Linked DNA regions of Mus musculus: region 2 is linked to region 1. The links are chromatin contacts, found by Hi-C or POLR2A ChIA-PET in ENCODE. All regions are on one chromosome and are shown on one strand. Each heading gives the region's core, a stretch centred on a gene start or an enhancer-like site at or near the end of the contact. The rest is flanking DNA. Distances are from core to core; before and after follow the strand shown.

Evidence for each region. A loop is a pair of places that touch in the nucleus more often than their neighbours do. ChIA-PET counts read pairs that join two places held with the same protein, here RNA polymerase II (POLR2A).
Region 2: a map of heart shows a loop between it and region 1 (2.5-fold over the local background). The contact joins two enhancer-like sites. A Hi-C loop is called at or near these places in 4 of 37 maps with a recorded cell type or tissue (T-helper 2 cell and heart). POLR2A ChIA-PET finds 5 or more read pairs at or near these places in 3 of 5 experiments (Patski and embryonic stem cell).

Annotation. Positions count from the first base shown.
Region 1 is chr5:113,853,698-113,857,182 of GRCm38, forward strand. The region is part of intron 3 of Coro1c (coronin, actin binding protein 1C); the gene reads right to left. Among named protein-coding and RNA genes, the nearest start is that of Gm52824, 14 kb to the left of the region's middle. Within about 2 kb of position 1,439, at least 1 of the 3 ENCODE cell types and tissues checked has a DNase peak (open chromatin) inside an H3K27ac peak, as active enhancers do; it is heart, where a contact is called at or near this core.
Region 2 is chr5:113,887,915-113,890,926 of GRCm38, forward strand. The region is part of intron 1 of Coro1c (coronin, actin binding protein 1C); the gene reads right to left. Among named protein-coding and RNA genes, the nearest start is that of Gm42005, 16 kb to the left of the region's middle. Within about 2 kb of position 1,422, at least 1 of the 3 ENCODE cell types and tissues checked has a DNase peak (open chromatin) inside an H3K27ac peak, as active enhancers do; it is heart, where a contact is called at or near this core.

The DNA of each region.
Region 1 (3,485 bases), core at 189-2,688:
ACATTGTTAGTGCATTTACTGCGTACAGGCACAGACACACCAGCTGACTGACGGTGACAGGCAGAAGGGTTAGCACATCCAGACTGGACACTGTCACAGGGAGGGGAAGGGAAGGACGCGGCCGAGCGGAGGGAAGCAGACTCAGTGATGAACACTGGGAGCTGAGGGCTCTCTGCCTTGTTTCTTGCTTTATTTAGCGTCTTGCTATGTGGCCCAGTCTGGCATCAAATTAAAAACAACCCTCCCACCTCAAATTCAGAGGCAAGACCCCAAGCCTCAGCCATGCACCACGCCAGGCAAAGATGGAGGCTTTCAGAGTCAAGATACAAAACTACTCCCTAAGAACTGTCGCAGGTAAGTGGACTGGGCCTAAGGCCCAGAAGAGCATCACTGCACAGTGTCCGATCCACAAAGAGTGAAGGTTGACACAATTACCCTCTAAAAACCTGGATCCTCTCCAAGAACAGCAAGTGCCCTTTGTGGCCCAGCCATCTCTCAGCCTGACAATCATTATTTTTTGGATCCTCCTGCCTCAGCCTCCCGGGTGATTTGCATACTGTCATAGCTGGATTCCACTTGAAGCAAATAAAACATCTCGTGCAAATCACAGGAAAATAAACCAACCTCCTGAGGCCCAAACCTAGAGGTCACCTGATGTTCCAGCCCAGCTCCCACCATGTGGTGACATCTGCACAGGCAGCTGAGGCCAGAGGAGAAGGGGCGCTGGCACGGGTCTTGCCTAACTCGCCCTGGCACAGGTCTGCTCCCCTGGGAGCAGGGGCCACTGCTCTACTTTCCAGTAGGGCAGCGGAACCTGGCTGAGTATAATCACAACTGCAGCTGAAGAGAACGCACGGGAACAGGGGGATCACTCTGACGAAAGCGTGATGTTGCAGGAACCTTCATGAACGACTCAAGGGGTTGTTGTTTTTTGCTTCTAACAGCAAGTGTGGTAACTCCACGCTCTACCCCCAGGGGTCGCCCTTGCCTCGGCCTGCTTGGATCCCAAGGCCAGCAACAGTGAGCAGGGTGGCGGAGGCGCAGGGTGTCGTCAGAATCTGCACCCTGGGACTCAGGAGCAGCAAGGCTCAAGCACGAGCTTCCATTTCTCTAAACTTCTCCTTCGCCCATGGCTTGCTTCAGTAGAGGGGAAATGTCAATGATGAAAGCAGAACATTTGTTATAGGACAGAATTTTAATTTTTTCTTATTGTGTATTTTATGTACGAGCACTTTGTTTTCATGAACACAGAAGAGGCCACCAGATCCCATCAGATGGCTGTGAGCCACCGTGTGGTTGCTGGGATTTGAACTCAGGACCTTGGGAAGAGCAGTCTTAACAGCCCCATATGCCAGTGTCTTAAGTCAGGCCGGCTGGTGTCTGCAGTGCACGCTGAGCCGACTTGATGGCAGGTAGATGCACTAGACACAGAGACTTAGCTCCTTTCGCCCTGGGTCCATCACACATCTACTGAGGAGCCGCCACAAAGCAGGTAGTAATGGCTTGGAGGCTGAATGGGAAACTGAGCTCTCACAAACTGACACCCAAATACAGACGGTGCTGGAGTCACACAAACACACCCCAAGTGTGGGCCACCCATAGCAGCGCGCTCCACTGCCCTGGGGATGTGCATTGAGGCGGTCTCGGGGTATGCACTGAACCTGGGGTGATGGTGGACGGTGGGCATGCTAACGTGGCGATGTCCACTGTGTCCAATGCTGTGCTGACTGAAAATGCAAGTGTAGTCAGGACCACACCACAGGAGTTGGCTCCATAGGGAGTCTCTGAAGAAACAACTAAGAATGAAAAGAAGCAGGGGAAAGGGAAGAAACAGGGAAATCAAGTAGTCAGTTTCAACAGAAACCCACCAAATGCACAAAGCATCTTCTAAAAATCGAGCAAACAATGCCTGGGAGAGGCTGGCCGAGGGGCGGGGGCAGCAGAGATGTCTGGGAGAGTCTGAGAAACAAAATGTAAAGACACCAGAAGCCGAGTGATGAGAACAGAGCGAGATGTGAGCTGTGGGCCCTGCCACAGGCAGCACGCCTGCCCCCTGCTCCCCCCCCACTTTCTAGTGCTGCAGGCCTACTTACCACTGTCACTAACTGGCTCTCTGCCTGGAGGGGGCCTGCTACTTCTGGTAATGGCCTGTCAATGTCACTGAAGGTCTTGCTTGGGGACACAGAGCAGAGTGCCACTCTATTCTCATTCTTATGCACATGCTGGCAGGCTGGCCTGGGCCTCTGGGGCTGGGATGCTAATTAGCCACGTTAGCACTGAACCCTTAGGTGCTGGGAGCCAAACTCTGTGTTTATACTGAGGGAGCATGGCCTGGCTTACAGAGGGTTCTGGAAAGGTCAACTGAGCTAATGTTCTGCACAGCACTACCCTAATAGGAAGCTGCTCATGGGGAGGAACACAGAGCTACAGCTGGAAGGCCTAGGTTCTGGACACTGCCCTCCTCTTGGCGGCATGAACCTTCTGACAAAACTGTCCTCATCTGAGCCTGCGTTTCCAAGCGATGTGATGCGTCCTGGTCCTGTCTCCTCTGTGCCACTGCAGTGATCCAATACAAACATGCAGATCCAGGCCTTAGACAAGGCCGAGCACACCTCTGCTCTCCTGTGATCACACACACTTTTAGGTTTGAGCCCCAGAACTTCTGAGAGGACTCTGGTCTTGTAGTGAGCTCATTAGTACCCACTTACATCCCACATGTCATGTGTGTGAAAGCTCTTGTTTATGCCTGGGACAATTTGTGCTGATGCTGTCTGTGAGGGTTGGAGAGTTTTTCTCTGTTCCTGTGGTTAAAGACTGGGACCCCAACACCAATCTGCTTTCTCAGAAACACTCACTGAGCAGGGAGGCAGACGTCAGACTCACCCTCCACAGAGGGTCCAGAGCAACACCTCAGCACGGCAGGGACAAGTCTCTATCCTGTCTACTGAAAGAAAAAAGTCTTTGAGTCTCTAAAAATTCTATTGGATGACACATTACCATAGTAATGTTTTGTTTTGAAAGAAAGAAAGGAAAACAACCTAATCAGCCCCAAAGGGCTTCCAGATGAAAGCGGGGCTCAACCACTGCAAACCCACTGAGGTTCTGAAAACACGCTCGAGCACATGTGCGAAGCCTGCATGCTGTGTCCCCTCCACATGTGAACGGGAGAGCAGGGCTGCAGGAGGCAGGGCAGGGGAACCTGCTCCCATAAGCAAGCAAGGCAATTGGCTTAATGGTTTTATTTTTCAAACATGGCACAAATTTAAAATACACAAAGTGTTTCCAGAGCCCACTCTCCTATCTTGATCACCCGCCGGGAACTGACTACTGAGCAAGACACTAGAGTTACAGCCATGAAGTGCTTCCTTGCAAAAGGTCATGTTTTTACAGAGCCCAGGGCACTGATTTCAAAGGGAGCACAAAGGCGAGAAGGTCTCAAGACGCGAGATGAGGGACTTGCTGCAGAACAGTCTGGAGGCTCCACG
Region 2 (3,012 bases), core at 172-2,671, 34 kb after region 1:
CTCTGGAAGAACAATCAGTGCTCTTAACCGCTGAGCCATCTCACCAGCCCGTAAATATGTCTTTTAATTCCCACAAAATCTAGCTGGTGCACACCTTTAGGTCCCAGAACTTCAGAGGCAGAGGCAGGTGGATTTCTGAGTTCAAGGAATGCCTGGTCTACATGGTAACTTCCAGACCACCAAAGATTCTATGGTAAGACCCTGGACTTATGCACAGATGTGACGGCACTGAAAGAGGAAAAACAACAAAATACAAAAGCCAGATGTGGTATCACTCACCTGTAACCTAGCACTTGAAAGGCAAAGGCAAGATTAGGCTATCCTTGGTCACAAAGCAAACTTGATGTTAGCTTGGGTTACCTGACATGCCTGCAAGTTTTATGTTAATTATGGATATTTGAGAGGAAGGAACCTCAATAGAGAAAATGGCTTCCAGAGGACAGGGCTGTGTGCAAGAACATTTTCTTAGTGATCAATGGGGGAGGGCCCAGCCATTGTGGGAGGGGCAATCCCTGGGCAGGTGGTTCTGGGTTCTATAAGAAAGCAGGCTGAGCAAGCCATATGGAAGGAGCAAGGCAGTAAGCAGCACCCTCCATGGCCTCTGCATCAGCTCCCGCCCCCAGGTTCCTGCCCTGCTTGAGCTCCTGTCCTGGCTTCAATGATGAACTGTGACGTGGAAGTTCAAGCAAAAATCCCTTTCCTCCCCAGTTGCTTTGATCACCACATTTCTTCACAGCCAACACAACCCTGCCTATTACACCTGAAGAGCCAGCCAGGAGAGAGAAAGCTTGAGCCCCAGGCCCACGCTAAATGTCCTCTCTAGGGCCGGTGTCAATCTCAGAAACATGGCCATTTGTCTCTCCGCCCTGGTTTCTAGGTATAGCTGAAACCAAGAGAACTGATTACCCGGTAATCCGGGCTTTAATTTTGTTTCTTAGACAGGGTCTCTCTGTGCAGCCCAGGCTAGGACTCACACTTGCAGCCTTCCTGCTCCTGCATCCCAAGGGCTGGGACTTCAAGCCTTGCCACTAGGCTCCCAAGGTAGGTAGGCAGGCGGTATATACCTCAGCTTTGACTCCAAATAAAGGAAAGGTAAACTCTGAAAAGTCCTGTTCATTATACCTAACATGGGGAAACAAGAAACAGATTTGCTTGTGTTGCGGGAAGCATCCTAAGGAAGGAGCAAGACCAACCAGCAGGGACCCCCACGGCTTTGGGCGGCCTCTCCGGCAATGGCTCTGCAAGCCCACAGCAAGCGACATCTCAGGGTTCTGCGGTTACTGCACAGGGAGAACGGTGACGTTTGAGAAGGGAAGACAGAACGACACTGCAGTGGCAGAGAATAAACTGTCCCTGAAGCACCTGAGTAAACGTTCCTCCATCTGTCTCCTCCAGTCTCACTTTAAGAAAAGGCCCACCACCCCAGCGTTTTCCTGTTGACTGAGGCACTGTCTGTCTACAGAGTCACACAGACGTGCTTCTCTGGCCTGTGTGAGAGGAAACACATCCTGAGGGAAATACAGGAAAGCTCCCATCAGCAGAATCCTGCCAGCGGCTCCGCAGACGCCATTCCAGGGCATCAGTGAGGAATGCGCAGAAGACTTCCAACCCCCCCCCCCCCCCCCCCCAGCTAGCAGCAACCTCAGAAAGGCTCCAGAGACTCTGTGAGGGACGGCCAGGCCCCCAAGAAGCTGCTGTTTCCGTGACAGGCACTTTTCAACGCAGACTGGATGTATTATATTAAAAGAACAGTAGGGAGCTAAGAGGTGGCTCAGCAGTTAAGAGCACTGGCTGCTCTCCCAGAGGACTTGGGTTTGACTCCTGGAACCCACATGATCGCTCCCAACTGCCTGTAATTCCAGTTCCAGGGGACCCAACGCCGTCGGCACACAGGCGGTACAAAGACATGTGTATAGGTCAAACATATAAATAAACAGTAAAAACAAACAAACAAACAAACAAAAACTACAAAAAACAAACACAAGAGCAACACAACACAAAACAAAACAAAACAAAAAAACCAGTAAGGTATCAGCTGAGACAAATGTCTTAAACTCTGGAGTCTCTTTTAAGAAGAAATGTAGTGTCTTTTAAGAAGAAATGTAGTGACCCTGTCCACCCACGTGGGACAGATTCCCAAGAGAAGACGATCACAGTACATGCATGAGATTCCTGATGAAACACCGAGTCCGGTGCTCATCACTTCTGGGTAGGAGGTGGCTGGCCTTTAATTTGTCTGTCAATGATTCTCAAAGAAGCTTTATAAATCACACATTTTCACTGCATTCAACACTAACAGTCACAGGAGACATTTAAAGGGAAAAAAAAAAGGCTGTGTGTAGTAGCTCACACCTTTAATCCCAGCACTCTGGGGACAGAGACAGGTGGTTTTTATGTGAGTTCATGATTCAGCCTGGTCTACAAAAGTAGTTCCAAGCCAATCAAGGCCACACATAGTGAGGCATAGTTCAAAAAAACAAGACTTGCCTAACTTAATATAGATTCGTTTTTATGGTTTATGTGTATGGTTGTTTTGTCTGTATATTTGTCTGTGTACCACATGTATGCCTGGCGCCTGAGGTCAGAAGAGGATGCGAGATCCCCTGGAGCTGTAGCTACAGATGGTTGCAAGTCAGTATGTGGGCGCCGGGAATCAAACCCAAGTGCTCAGCAAGAGCAACAAGTGCTCTTAACTGCAGAGTATCCCGTACTCACTAATAAAAACTTTTAGAAAGAGGGCCACCTGCACAGCAAGTTACACACAGGCAGCTCAGCTAAGCCGAGGCTCTGGGGAGTGGTAGGAGGGAGCTGTGCTCTAAGCTTGCTGGACTTGCTAAAGGCAGTCCCGCTGGAGACTGCTGGCTCCCTAACACACATGCAGCAAGCACAGGGTAAGAGTCTGTGTGTTCAGCATATCACGACAGAGAATGCTAAGGACAGTCAAACCCATGAAAGCCTTCAAGTAACTTCTCTCCAGCCAGGGACGTCTGGGCCGACGCAGGTTTCAATTAC